Linked DNA regions of Homo sapiens: region 1 is linked to region 2. A link is a contact called in ENCODE Hi-C data. All regions are on one chromosome and are shown on one strand. Each heading gives the region's core, a stretch centred on a gene start or an enhancer-like site at or near the end of the contact. The rest is flanking DNA. Distances are from core to core; before and after follow the strand shown. Region 1 has its middle 320 kb from the start of MIR4422. Region 2 has its middle 280 kb from the start of MIR4422.

Region 1 (7,256 bases), core at 3,730-6,229, 36 kb after region 2:
GGTCAAAAACAGACAAAACAAATCTACAGTGAAAGAGGTCAGAATAATGGCAACCCTTCATATTAGGGAGGCTCCTGTGGTACTGGAAGTAGTTTGTATCTTGATTCAGAGGGTAGCTACCACCTCAACATAGTTATGCATGTATGTATATAATATATTCGTATTTAACATTTATTGGGCTGCATACTTACTTGATTGCATTAAGTTATACCTCCATAAAAAACAAAACAATAAAAAAGCCAGATTATACTGTACTTGCCTATGACCCTGCTAGTATGTAGCATATAGTATGCAGCACATGTTATTCTAGGTGTGTCTGTGAGGGTGTTTCTGGTTAAGATTAGTGTTTGAACTGGTAGACAGAGTAAAGCAGATAGCCCTTCCTAATGCAGATGGGCCTCATCCAATCAGATGAAGGCCTGAATAGAGTAAGGAGGCGGCCCCTCCCTCCAGTAAAAGGGAACTCCATGCCAGCAGGGGACATAGACAATCACATACAGTCTGACCTTTTTTATCTAATTTTTTAATCTTATTATTTTTGTTGATGTATAACTTAATGCAGTTACTATGCCAGCCTCATAGTAAGCATTCAATAAACATTTTTTGAATGAATAAACAAGTATCTCCCTGGTCTAGCATTGATTCATTTGGTAGACTTGGCTAAGTCTCTCTACTCTGTGAATTTCATTTTACACAGAAGGAAACCATGACAGAGGGCAAATCTTAATCCACAGGCACGTTGTGAAAATCAAATGAGATAGTTGATGAAAACACACTTTGTAAACTGTAAACTGCTGTATCAGAAATAGTGCACAGGTGTTGAGGTTGAACTGACAGAAGCAAAAACATAAGCTCTACTAGGCCTCACCTGTGCAACCTTGGGCACTTACACAACTCCTCTGTGCCTCAGTTTCTTTATTAGTAAAATGGAGGCAAAAAGAGGTCCTCCCTTGTTGGGTGACTGTGATAATTGAGATAATACAAGGCACTAGAGTAGTGGCTGACAGTCAGTACTCCATGCACACCAGCTGGTATTATCATCGAAAGAATTTCTCTGGGGGAGCACCTTTCCTCAAAGCATTTCTCTTCTCCCGCTTCCCCCACTTCTTTTTCTCTCCATCATCTCTTCTCTGGAGCCCACTAGGATTTAGGGATTCGTCATTTACAGCCTTAAAGAAATGAGTTTCTCTAAATTGCAACTGGCCCCCGACAAAGGAGATGACCCCACCAGGCATCCTCATACCCCTGAATTCAGGAAGTCTGAGCATCACTTTTTCCACTAAGGAGGAAAAAAAGGTGTTAATTGGCTGCTTGTGAAATATCTGGGTTTCTGCTACCATGGCAGCCAGGAAGGAGGGGCCGGGAATGGTGAGGGGCAGAATGGGGGTCACCTGTGGAAACATTCACTGGTGCTGTGGAGGCCTTGAGGGCAGAACATGATCCCGGAGTAGGCTTTTCCCCCTCACAGGCTAGGCTGGAAGAAGTGACCAGAGATGGAGTCAGATTCCTACCAAAAGCCAAGCCCAGTAGGGGCGATGTGGCCAGGCAAGAGGAGCTCTAGGCAGGGGCTGCAGCCCCAGCTCTCTCAGTCACTTGTGTTGCTTCGTCAAGAGGGACAGGGTCCAGATCATCTGTAAGGTCTCATTGAGCTTCAAATTTTTGGATTCTCAGAAGGGAAGCTTGGTACAGTAGACTCAGATGAAATGAGATTCAAATCCAGCTTTGTCCTTTTGGCAGCTCTGTGTTCTTGGGCAGATGACATCACCTCTTTGTTCCTTTGTAAAAAGGAATAATAATATTGACAACAGAGGTTTGCTATAAATAGGAGCTCAATAAATAATAGTCCCAGTGATGGTTAATTTTATGTGTCAACTTCACTGGGCAGCAGTGAAGTATGCAGATGTTTGGTCAAACATTATTCTGGGAGTGTTGGTGAGGGTGTTCTGGATGAGATCAACATTTCAACTGGTAGACTGAGAAAGCAGATGGCCCTTTCTCATGTGGGTGGGCCTCAGCCAATCAGTGGAAGGCCTGAATAGAATAAAAAGGCTGAGGAAGAGGAAACCCCTTCTGCCTGACTGCCTTAAGCTGGGACATTGGGTCTTTCCTGCCTTTGGACTCAAACGGAAACATCTGCCCTTCCTGGGTCTGGAGCCTGCTGGCATATAGACTGGAACCACACCATAGGCTTTTCTGGGTCTCCAGCTTGTTGACTGCAGATCTTGGGTCTTGTGAGCCTCCATAATGATGTGAGCCAATTCTTTATACTAATCTCTCTGTCTCCATATGTGTATATATGTGTATACACACACACACACACACACACACACACACACACACACACACACACGTACATATATGTCCTGTTGGTTCTGCTTCTCTGGAGAACCCTAATACCGTCCCTTTCCCATCTGCCATTCACCTTGTCATTTTTTCAGGAAAATGTTCATAATTTTCATTCATACAATTTTCAGCTCTTACTCTCCACTCCCAAGTAAGACAGTGGCTATTTATAGAAGCAAAAAGTCACCAGCAACAGTGTATGTTCCATTTGTCTCATCTTTATTATTTCAAGTGTTTTAATAATTATTATTTAATTATAAGGACACAACCACCTAGGGAGATAAATAAAGCAGAAATTGTTCTCTTCCTTTTTCTAAAAGAAGCATTAATGAGGTATAATTAACATACAATAACCTGCATTTGTCGAAAGTGTACAATTTGGTGAATTTTGAGACATATACACACTGGTGAAACCATCAACACAATCAGTATACAGAACATACCCATCCCCCTCTAGTTTCCTCATGCTTCCTTGTCATCCATTCAATGGTTTTTATAACTGCTGAGAACACAGAGAACCAGAAAGGAAGTGCCAGTCTCCTGACACTCAGTCCAGTGTTAATTCTAATAGGCTACCTTCAATCATCCCCAGAAGAGTTGGAGAGGGAACGATTTATTAAGCACATACCATGTATGAAGCCCCAGACCAGGTGCTTTAAACAGTCATGTGACACAAAACAATGTTTTGGTCAACAATAGACTGCATATATGATGGTGGTCCTGTAAGATTATAGTGAAGCTGAAAAATTCCTATTTCCTAGTGCCACTGTTGCCATCCTAAAGTCATAGCACAACACATTTCTCACCTGTTTGTGGTGATGCTGATGTAAACAAACCTACTGTGTTGTCAGCTGTATAAACTTGTACAGTAATGTCCTAGGTCTTCACATTTGCTCACCACTCACTCACTGACTCACCTAGAGCAACTTCCAGTCCTGCAAGCTAATTCACAGTAAGTGTCCTGTACAGGTGTGCCAGTTTCTTAATGTTTTATACCATATTTTTACTCTACCCATTCTAGGTATAGATATGTTTTGATACGTAAATACTTACCATTGTTTTACAATTGTCTACATCATCCAATACAGTAACATGGTGTCCAGGTTTGTAGCCTAGGAGCAAAAGGCTATACCACATAGGAATAGGACACACACACACAAGCGCACTAAGTGAGTGGCAGGCCATACCACCTAGGTCTGTATAACTACTTTCTGTGATGTTTGAACTATGATTACATCACCTAATGAGGCATTTCTCAGAATGCCTCCTTGTCGTTAATATATGCATGACTGTATATGTAGCTTATTTACATCTAGTAGCCTCAGTACTTCCTTTAGCTTCAGGTATCTTCTCTCTACAAATGTTCACCTTGATCCCTGACTTCTTCCTAAGCTCACATATCCAAGTATGTTCTTTGCCTCTCCTCTGGGATGTTGAAGCATCTCAAACCAAACTTGCTCAAACCATAACTTTGTTTACAACCTGCCCCCACAACCTCCAATCTGTCCTTTCCAAGTCTTTTCATTCACCATATACTCATGTGCTCAAGTCAAAAATTTTGAGTAAACTCTGATTCTTCCCTTCCCCTCACCTATGACAGCTAATCCACCAGGAAGTCCTATTAGCTGTGTCTTCAGACAAATCCCAATCTGGCCCCTGCATTCCATGCCTGCTGCCACTACCCTGGTCCAAGCCATCGTCACCTCCAACTGGTGTCTCGCTTTCACTCTTGCCCAATCTTTACTCTTTCTCTGCATGTCAGCCAGTGATCTTAAATCAGATCATAACACTCTCCTTCTTAAAACCTCTCAGTGGCTTACCAACACAATTAGAAGAGTTTTACATTTTACTCAGCCTCGTGAAGTTCGAGATGACCTGGCACCTTCAGGAATGAACACACACACACACACATACACACGCTACTGTCCTTCTGACCTTCTTATTGCTTGAACATGCGAATCTTATCACTACCTTAGAATTTTTGCAGGTTTTATTTTCTGCCTAGAGAATGTCATACTCTCCTTATCTAGAAATGGCTTAATTTTTATTCTTCCCTAAACTTTCAGCTGAGGAACAGGAATGGAGGTTATCACCACTGAAATTATGTTGTTATTTGTTTGATTACCTATGTGTTGCTTGTCTTCCCTCTTGAGAATGAGAGTATAAGCCTTCTCTGTTTTATTTACTTTCTTATTTACTGATTTATCTCCAGCACTTAGAAAAATACCTGGCATATCCTGGATGCTCAATAACTATTTGTTGAATAAATGATCAAACAATAGGCCTCTTAATTGTTGCAGATGTTAGCCATCTTTACAGTCAAATACTTCTCTATTGCTACATAAAAATTCAATAACTCTTCCTAATTCTTCCCCTTGCCTCATTGTTTTACTTGGCCATGTACTCTGCACAGTGATGAAGGCTTTAAATGTTTTAACTTCTTCATTTTCCTGCTCCCTTGTGGAATCTGACCCCACAACCCACCCCTTCTCTCTCACACATGTATACTTTCTGGGTTTTGCTGAGTAAATTCAGAATGTTGATGCTATTATCCCATATTTTCTTAATATGCCTCTTCTGTTTTAATAATCCTTACTTAACTCATATTACAATTCCCAGTCAAGCATTCATCATTCTCTTATATTTAACTATGAAATACCACAAGATTTATTGCTCACCATTCTTTCTTGTATTTGTCATCTTCCCTATCTTGAGATTTTGGTTTAATGAGTTTTCATTTGGCCAGAGTTCTTCCTCAGGTAATTTCCTCAGCTAGAGGCATGGGCACACACTCTTTGAATTTTTCAATGTCTGAAAATTTCTTTCAATAACAATAGCAGCAGCAGCAACAACAATGTATACAGCACTAATTCATGCTGTGCCTGGGCAAAGGGGCTATGACAGAGAACAGTCAAGGTCCTTGCCCTCATGGAGCTTACATTTCGTTTCCTGTGGCTTTGCTTTTGTGTTAGTGAAGTAGACTGGCTTGTGCCGCAGAAATCAAAACGACTCAAATTTTGAAGCCTTCAGAACAAGGATAACTTTCTTTGTTGCTCATACCAAGTTTGCTGCTGGTCTCAGAGGACTCATCAGGGAGATTGTCCTCTGTGTGATAGCTCAGTGTTGCTCTCTGTATCAACACAACCTTCCCAGATCATAACGGCAAGGGGAGAAGATGCTAGAAAGTCTCATACCACCAGTAAATATTTCTGCCCAGAATTGACACACTTATTTTCATTCACAGTTCACTGGGTTCATTGAACAAAAAAGTCACATGATCATGTCAAATTTTAGAGGTATAGAGAAATGCCAATCTCTCTGTGTGCCTGGAAAGTAAAGAACTGGGGATTTTGTGAGCATCATGAGTATGCACCTCAGTCTGCCCTTAAAATTCATGTCTTGGCAGAATATAAGATATCACTTGCTCGAATATCATTTTTTCTCTCAAGAATCTAAAAATCATGATTCGGTGTCTTCTATTACCAGTATTGCGTATGAGAAATCTAAGTCTTAATTTCAGTCTAAGAGAGACTTAGAAGAGCGACATGCAAAATTATGTCTAGATACATAAATACATACACACACAGAACTATGTATGAGGTAGTCTCCCTTTATCCACAGGAGAAACGCTGCAAGACCCCTAGCGGATGCCTGAAATCATGGATAGCACCAAGCTTTATATATGCTATGTTTCTTCTTATATATATGTACCTATGATAAAGTTTAACTTACAAATTAGGCACAGTGAGAGAATAATGACAACAGCCAAAAATAAAATAGAACAATTATAATAATGTACCGTAATAAAAGCTATGTGAATGTGATCTCTCTTTCTCAAAATATCTTATTGTACTGTAACTTGGGTAACTGAAACTGTGGAATGTGAAACTGTGGATAAAGGGGGACAACTGTAGACACACACACACACACACACACACACACACACACACACACACACACCATGTTATATAGATCTCAATTTATTCATCCATCCATTCATCTATGATGTTCAGGTCTGCCAGGACAATACAAAGATTGGATTAGATATGTAGGAGACTTATTGGCACGGGAGCAGGAGAAGCCTGGGAGAACCTTCAGGTCATGATGTAGATCTGAAACCTGTGGAAGGAGAGAGGGAAAGCAGGGGAATTAGATTGAAGTCATCTCTGACTGTGGCACACTTGCAAGGAAGATTTGGCCAGGCCCATGGGGTGCCCTCAAGCCAAAGTTGTCCATTGGAAGAGTCCCACATCTTGTAGGACTGGCCTGCTGTAGGATCCCTGCCATGCTTACTCATTGCATGCAGCCTGCAGGAAGCATAGCATCCCCATAAACTTAGTGGTGGATTCAGAGGGACTGCAGATGGGGCCATCCGTTAATTACGTTCTCTGCAGCAAGAGATCTGAGAGGCTGCCACATTTTCATGGTTGCCACAAGAAGCTTAAAAATATTTTTTCTTTTTTTTTTTTTGAGTTACGTAATTTCACCAGGGTATGTCTAGTGTGTGTCACTTGAAAATTATTCCTATTTAAGACAAAGGTGCATCTTTTTCATATAAAGTTTCATGTCTTTCCTAACCTCAGTAAAACTTCTTTAATTCTAACTTCCTGTTATTCTCCTCCATCTGTTTCTTGTGCCCCTTTTGAAACTCTGTTACTTCCATAATATATCACCTACATATGTCTTTCGTGTCTCTTATCTTTTTACAGATGATTTTCAATTTTTTGTATTTTTGCCATGTATTGGGGGTTACTTCTTATACCTAATTTGAAAAAATGCTCTTGTTTGAAAACTTCTCTATTAAATCTTAAAATTCTGAAATAATTCATGAAGTACCACAAGTATATTTTTGTGCTTTCACAATATCTCCTTAAGAATTCTAACTATGTCTTGCCTCCTTAAAAGCTACTTTG
Region 2 (7,133 bases), core at 4,498-6,997:
AACTTCTGGTTGGCAGGTTCTGACCCACTTTCCTCACTCTTCCTATTTCCTTAGCACCTGGTGTACTAATTGCCAGCCCCATTGCCTGGAGATATGCTCTAGACTGGGTTTCAGAACTCTCCTTCAGGGCACACATTTTGACTTTGTCTCCTCGTAACTGGAGAAAAATTATTCTCCTTGGTCAACCTCAGCCTAAGGCTTTATAAGTCTCATGGAGACTTGCTTCAGTTTTGTTCAGAAAACCAGCATTTACTGAGCCTTTGCTCTGTGTTCTCATGATCACGGGTGCTGAAGACACAGAGTGGGTCAAAAGTAGTAAGTACTCTTTAAATTCTTTCCATCTTGAGGGGTGAGGGCTCCCAATCTGTTGTTATTGTCTATTTTTCTGTCTAGATGTTGTAATAGACTGTGGGTGAAGGAAGACTTCATATGAGGAAACAGTTCATAATTTGGGATAGGGTGCTTGTGTTAGTTTCCTAGGACTGCCCCAACAAAATATCACAAACTGGTTGGCTTAAAACACCAGAAATTTATTTTCTCATAAATTTTTTTTTTTTTTTTGAGACAGTACCTTGACCTGTCACCCAGGCTGAAGTGTAGTGGCATGATCACAGCTCACTGCAGCCTTGACCTCCTGGGCTCAAGTCATTGCTCCACCTCAACCTCTCAAATAGCTGGGACTATAGGTGCATACCACCACACCTGGCTAATGTTTCAATATATTTATTTTGTAGAGATGAGGACTCACCATGTTGCCCAGGCTGGCCTCGAACTCCTGGGCTCAAGCTGTCCTCCTGCTTTGGCTTCCCAAAGGGCCGGGATTACAGGTATGAGCCACCATGCTTGGCTCTCATAAGTTTGAAGACTAGAAGTCAAAAATCCAGCTTTTGGCAGGGCTCATTCTCTCTGGGGGTGCTGAAGATGAATCTGCTCCAGGCCTCTTTCCCGATGGTTGCCAGTAATCCCTGATGTCCCTTGGTTTGTAGCTGCATGACTCCAACCTCTGCCTCTGTCTTCACATGGCTTTCTCCTCTGTGTCTGTGTCTCTTATCCTCTTCTTATAAGGTTGCCAATTATATTATGGCCTATCCTAAACAGTATGACCTCATCTTAACTGTTATATCTGCAAACTGTTTGCAAATAAGATCACACTCACAGGTACCGGAGGTTAGAACCTCACATATCTTTTCTTGTGGGAGACAATTCAACCTGTAATAGCACTAAATTCTTAAGAGATGTCTTTCAACTTCATTTTCTTAAACCAAATGCATTTTTTTTTGTCTTTGAAGTGAAGAATACATTTTAGAAGCAGCTCCTCTTCTAAAGTTTTCTATCCTAGTTATTATCACTCTATAAAATTGTTTAAATGGAAGGTTCTACAGGCTGTATGTCTGGTAGAAAAATGTCCTCCAGTTAAAGGTGTGACCTGCTTCAAAGAAATTGAAGAAACTACTGGAATTCCAGCCCAGGAGGAAATAAAAAATTCCTTAATTGAAATACTAAGAGTCTCGGTAGGGTAGGGATCAGCAAATGGTAAGGCTTGTTTTTTGAAGTAACAAAAACAACAAAAAAATCCAAACAAATAAAACGCTGTTTACATTCAGGATATGGCCAACTTTCCATATAAAGAAAGAATTCTTCTAATATATTTGCTTCAATTCACATTTATGTTTTCGAGGATCTTATTATTTAGCAGTATAATAACATCTCACATTCGTACAATGAATGGCAGTTTACTAAGGGGTCATATAATTAATTTGTGCCTTAAAATCATCATGAGAGAGGAAGACCAAAGAGATTCCCATTTTACATATAAGGAAACTGAGGCAGACTAGAGCGCTGAACGAACTTGCCTAAGATCAGAAAGCTGGTTAGCAATGGAGTTGAAAGCACTGGCTCTCTGGCAAAAAGTCATAGATAATTCTGCAGGGCATGCTGGTAGAGGGTGTGGGCTTTTATTTTATTTTTTAATCCTTCATCCATCTTGAATAAGATAGAACAATTTCTAAATAAATAAATCTGAGCCAGGACTTTACTAAGTGTTGGGGATACATAGTTACTGCCCCCAAATCCGCAAATAATTTCACAGGAGTTGATACTCCCACAAGTCTAAGTGTTGAGTAGAGAGATGCTGGGGTGCCAAGGATTCCACAGAGGGGCTGATTTCAACTGCTGAGGGAGAGGGGATGGGTCAACACAGGCTTCACGAGTTCGGGGACCCAAGCTGAGTCTTGCAGGACAAGGAGAGTTAAACCAGGTGAGATGGGAGGTGGAGGTGGGGCTGATGTTTGCATGCAGGGGAAAGTGCATGGGCAAAGGTATGGCAGAATAGCCAGTGATGAGGCAGGACTGATAAGCAGCATGAAAACCTGTGTCTTGGACTTCACTTAGAGGGCCATGGAAGGTATTATAGAAAGTGAGACAGAAGGTTATTTTAAACCATTGACCCAACTAAGGATGATTTGCCTCTTTCTCTCCCCCACCTCTGCTGGGACATTTGGCAACATCTGGAGACATTTTTGGTTGTCACAATGGTGAGGGGGAAGTTGCTACTGGTATCTTGTGGGTAGAGGCCAAGAGCATTGCTATACATTCTCCATTGCACAGGACAGCCTCCTACAACAAAGGAATGATCTGGCCGAAAGTATCAACAGTGCCAAGGTTGAGAAGCCCTGTTTTAAACAAGGGAATGATATGTCTGATTTGTTTTTCTCTTTTGGAGACAAATTATAAATTTTTCTAGGAGCTAGGGAATTGCTAAGTGACTCAGCAGCTTTGTTTATTTTGAACGTTCTTCCTTCTATAATAGACTGAATATATGGTATTTTCATTTTCTGTTTTGTTTTTATTCTTCTGTATTCTCTATAGAGGGTACTTGATGTGATCCTAGTCTAGGTGAATGGCATCCCCTAGAGTTGTGCAGTGCACAAACTGCACAAAGTCCACATGGCAGGCTTGATGGGAACTGTGATCCTTGAGAAGTCATTCAATGAATACCTGGCTGAGTGGAGTGACCTTAATAGAGTAGCCTTTAAAATTAATCACCCAAGTAGTACTTCTTTTTAGTGTCCAGCACAGCCTGGCAGAGGAGTTCAGAATTTGAGGAATGATTGAACAAATGAAGGGATGATTGAGCAGCCCAAAGAATGGGAAAACTAATTGGATACCAGGTGATGCCGAAGGAGAAACTTGCCATTAAAAATCCCAGCAAGGTATCCTACCAAATTTCTGGAGTGCATTGGAGTGGAAACAAACAGCCCTGTGCCAGGGTCCTCTTGGCTGACACTTCAGAATCCTGCCTCGTGAGGGGCCCCTGGAGTAGAGGCTGGGTTTAGACTCTGGAAAATTACTAGGTTTTCTGGTCTCCTGGGTCCTCTGCTGCCTTATCAGTGAAGCTTTGTCAGTATTTCCATCATAAACCCTGGGTGTGGGGCGAAGTGGCCTATAAAATCTGAATCTGGGCCAAAGCTGGCAGGCACAGAGCCTGTTAAGATGCAATTAGTTTGTCTCAGGGAGTCTTCGGTTGGCTTCTTTGCTTAATTGGGAGAGCACAACCAAGAAATACAGAGGTTTGGTGTGCCTTCTGTCTCTAAGGACAGACACAGAAAGGTTTCTGTTGCAGGGAAGAAAATCGGGCCAGTCTCTAACACAGAGCTCTGGGAAGTAGAGGTTTGAAGAGGGTTGCCCACCAGAAGCTAGGAAATACATCTGGACAGGTGCCAAAGGCAGCTCTGTGCCCCAGGTCAGCCCATGCTCCTCTAGATCTTTCCCTATGGTTAACTTACATGATCCTTAAGGTCTACTTTTATACCTAGGTGAGGATGTTCTGGGATGGTCACAGCAAAATAAAATGATTGTTTAAAGCCATGCTTCACATTTAAGCCTCCCTCACTCCATGGTGACATTCATTCATCATTTCATTTATCACCTATTATTACTTCTTTGTTCAGGCTGAACAACAGTAGGGAATTATAAAGGAATCAGACCTGGCCCTAAATACAGGCATTGTCCCTTGCTTGAGTTACACAGTAGTAAAACCACCAACCTCTTGGAGCCTTAGTTTCCTTACTTTTAAAGTTGAGAAGAAAATACCTAATTTATGGCATAGTGATGAAATTTAAATGATACATAATTTGTAAAAAGACCATAACACTATGTCTGGCCCCCCCCAAAAAGTGTTCCTTAAATAGTACTTTATGCCACTAGTAATAGTACTACTACAATAATAACAAGGTAATAAATGCTGTCCTTGGAGTATATACAATGCTGTAAAAACTCAAAGGTATGAGTGTCTGAGGGTGGGTGGAGGTGAGAGAGGAGTCAAGGAAGACTTCATGGAGGAGGTGACATGACCTGAGACCTGAAAAATGGATTATGAGTTTTCCAGGCAGAGAAGAGAACAAAAACCTTTCCTGTTAGCAAGAACAGCCTATGCACAACTATTGAGTGTGCATGGTCAGTGTGGGGGCAAGGGGATGCCTGTTTGCTATCTGCTCACAGGGTACAGGGTGGGAGGAGGTATGGAGTGGGGATGATCTTCTGGCCTCACTGTGAACCTGCACTGATTGAACCAATCCATTCTTCCTCTCCTCCTCCCTCTTCCCTTTCTCATGTCTGCTTTTAGAACATTTTCTTACATGCAGATTCGTTAATGCATAGGTAAGTTTCATGAGGGAAGGAACTTGCCCTGGGTCACATGGTGAGTCCCAGCACCAGGATCTGAGCTCAGCACTCTCCCGTGGAGGCTGTGGCTTTTTCTTAGCTCCTCTTTCTCCATCAGAGCTGACTGTCCACCTGTCAGATCTGCTCATCTTTCCACCCCAATCCTCTGCCTCACTCCCTACCCTGCCTGGCCAGAGGGTTCACTCCTGTAAAGCTCTATTAAAAATCTTTTATGCCACCTTAGTGCAGCCTCCCATCTACCCTATACCATATGCGGGCTTGTTAATTCCTTAGAGGTATACTTATGGCACAACTTTGAGACAAAGGCACAGGTACCCAGGGAACAGCTGCTTTCACTCTGGAAAAATGCCGATAGGTGTCTACTTTCCAGAGAAGGGGCAGGATCAGCAGAGAGTTGGAAGCATGCAAGGGAACAAACATCTTGAACACCTACTATTGCTGAAGACTGTGCTGGGGACTCTTACAGCTGAAACTTGGGTTCAAATCCTGACCATGTTACTAAATATCCCAGGCAAATTACTCACATTTCCCAAATCTCTTTTTCTTCATGTGTAAAATGGATAGTAATGCCGACCTATTCCAGAAAAGGAAGATCAAATCCCCTAGCTGCCTTTGAGAGTCTAAGATTTGAATATTCCCTCTTATCTGCTTAGATTTGGAAGAGACTCTTAGGTTGAACACATGATTCCTTTGTTCATCAGTTGAATTATCTCACTGAAGCTGTGGGGAGTGGGAGAAGAACACTGGCCCTGGAGTCAGGGCTAGAAGCCTGATGCTCTGTCTGCCAACTTGGGAAGGTCTTTATCAGAAGAGAAAATGGATTCCAAGGGGAGCAGCCCCTGCTTGCTCCTTAATGTGCCTGGGAAAGGGGATGCTCAGGCGCAGTGAAGAGACCCACTCAGGTTAAATAAACAGCCTGGAAAAGCTGGAGAGACAGGAAAAATACCCCAGAAGCCTCCTCCTTCCTCAGAGCCGGGTTTGTGTCATCTGTTCCTGGGAGGGGCACACCTTCAGGGAAGGAGCCCTGGACTTGGAGTTAGCAGATTCTACCACCTACCAGCTGGGTGTCCATAAGCAAGTCACTTAACCCCTAAGTTTTCCTCATATGCCATACAACATTCATGTTAATTTCTGGAGGGAAGAATGCTCCGGAACACAGTGAACAGTGTGTAAATCCTACCCCCAAATACCCTTTTCCCCAAGGATTGCCACCCAGCCCCAGGGCACAGCTCAATAAAGTTTCCATAAAACTCAGCTTCTCTGAGTCCAGCTTCAGAAATTACAGAGAGTTGATTCATCACATTGTTTGAATTATGTCAATATGAAAATACAGAAAACCCACAGGGAGTCAGCCTTTTCCCATATATAAAACAGGGTTACAATCCTGTATAAACTTTTAAAAGATAATAGTTTGTATCATATGCATATGATTGAAAAAATAAAAGGAAAGAACAAGAAAAGAAAAAAGTACACATTGGCAAACAATGTAATTCAGGCCGACACCCTGGCTTGGGACTCCCCCTTGCCCTTCTCCTGCTCTTCATTCCTCATCTCCGTAACATCCCCCATCAGTGCCCTGGCAGCAGTAGGCTGGGGCTTTTCTGTGGCTTCAGAGTCCTGCTGCCTCCTCAGGATCCCTGAATTCATCCACTCTTCCCCATCTCCACCGTCACAGCCCACACCTGGGCACCAACATCCCTGACTTGGACCATGGACCACCTTGCAATGAATTGCATTATGTCCACTGAGGCTGCAGTGAGGAGGATAAATGCGGGTAAGAAGCAAGTTGGGGCACATTAATCTGTGCATGTCTGTCCCCAGAGAAGACCTTGAAGAGGCCCTTTGGAGGTGTCAGGATGGAGGTGGAGCCCTTGGACAGCTCTGCCCAGCTCCCCACCCTCATGATCCACCCCTCCTGCTGCTTCTCCTTTACTCTCTCCTATGCCCTGAATTGCTCCTCTCTGCTCTCTCTGCCTGCAAAGTTCTACCCTCTAAACTCCCCTGACCCTATTTTACTCCCGCTGTGCTGTGACTACCCTACTTCTCTTCCCCACCTCAACCCAGGTCAACTCCTTTTGCACTATGTTACCTCTCTCCCTTACACAACAAAGAAGTGATTGTAAATCTGATGAACCTGTTTTCACCTCCAAGCTGTGAGTTCCACAAGTGCAATGACTAAACTTGTTTTGTTTCATCCTCATATCTTCAATCTTAATAAAGAGACTTTGTTTTTTTGAATACAGAGTCCTCCTCTGTTGCCCAGGCTGGAGTGGCATAATCTCGGCTCACTGCAGCCTCCACCACCTGGGTTCAAGCAATGCTCGTGCCTCAGTCTCCCAAGTAGCTGGGATTGCAGGTGCACCACCATACCTGGCTAATTTTTGTATTTTTAGTAGAGATGGGGTTTTGCCATGTTGCCCAGCCTGGTCTGGAACTCCTGGGCCCAAGTG

The links. A loop is a pair of places that touch in the nucleus more often than their neighbours do.
Region 1: a loop to region 2 is called in a map of PC-3, with 2.6 times the contacts of the local background. The contact joins two enhancer-like sites. A Hi-C loop is called at or near these places in 1 of 168 maps with a recorded cell type or tissue (PC-3).

Annotation. Positions count from the first base shown.
Region 1 is chr1:55,538,297-55,545,552 of GRCh38, forward strand. No RefSeq gene overlaps it. Among named protein-coding and RNA genes, the nearest start is that of MIR4422, 320 kb to the left of the region's middle. Within about 2 kb of position 4,980, at least 2 of the 41 ENCODE cell types and tissues checked have a DNase peak (open chromatin) inside an H3K27ac peak, as active enhancers do; they include PC-3, where a contact is called at or near this core.
Region 2 is chr1:55,501,189-55,508,321 of GRCh38, forward strand. No RefSeq gene overlaps it. Among named protein-coding and RNA genes, the nearest start is that of MIR4422, 280 kb to the left of the region's middle. RefSeq lists an enhancer at 6,985-7,133. Within about 2 kb of position 5,748, at least 6 of the 41 ENCODE cell types and tissues checked have a DNase peak (open chromatin) inside an H3K27ac peak, as active enhancers do; they include PC-3, where a contact is called at or near this core.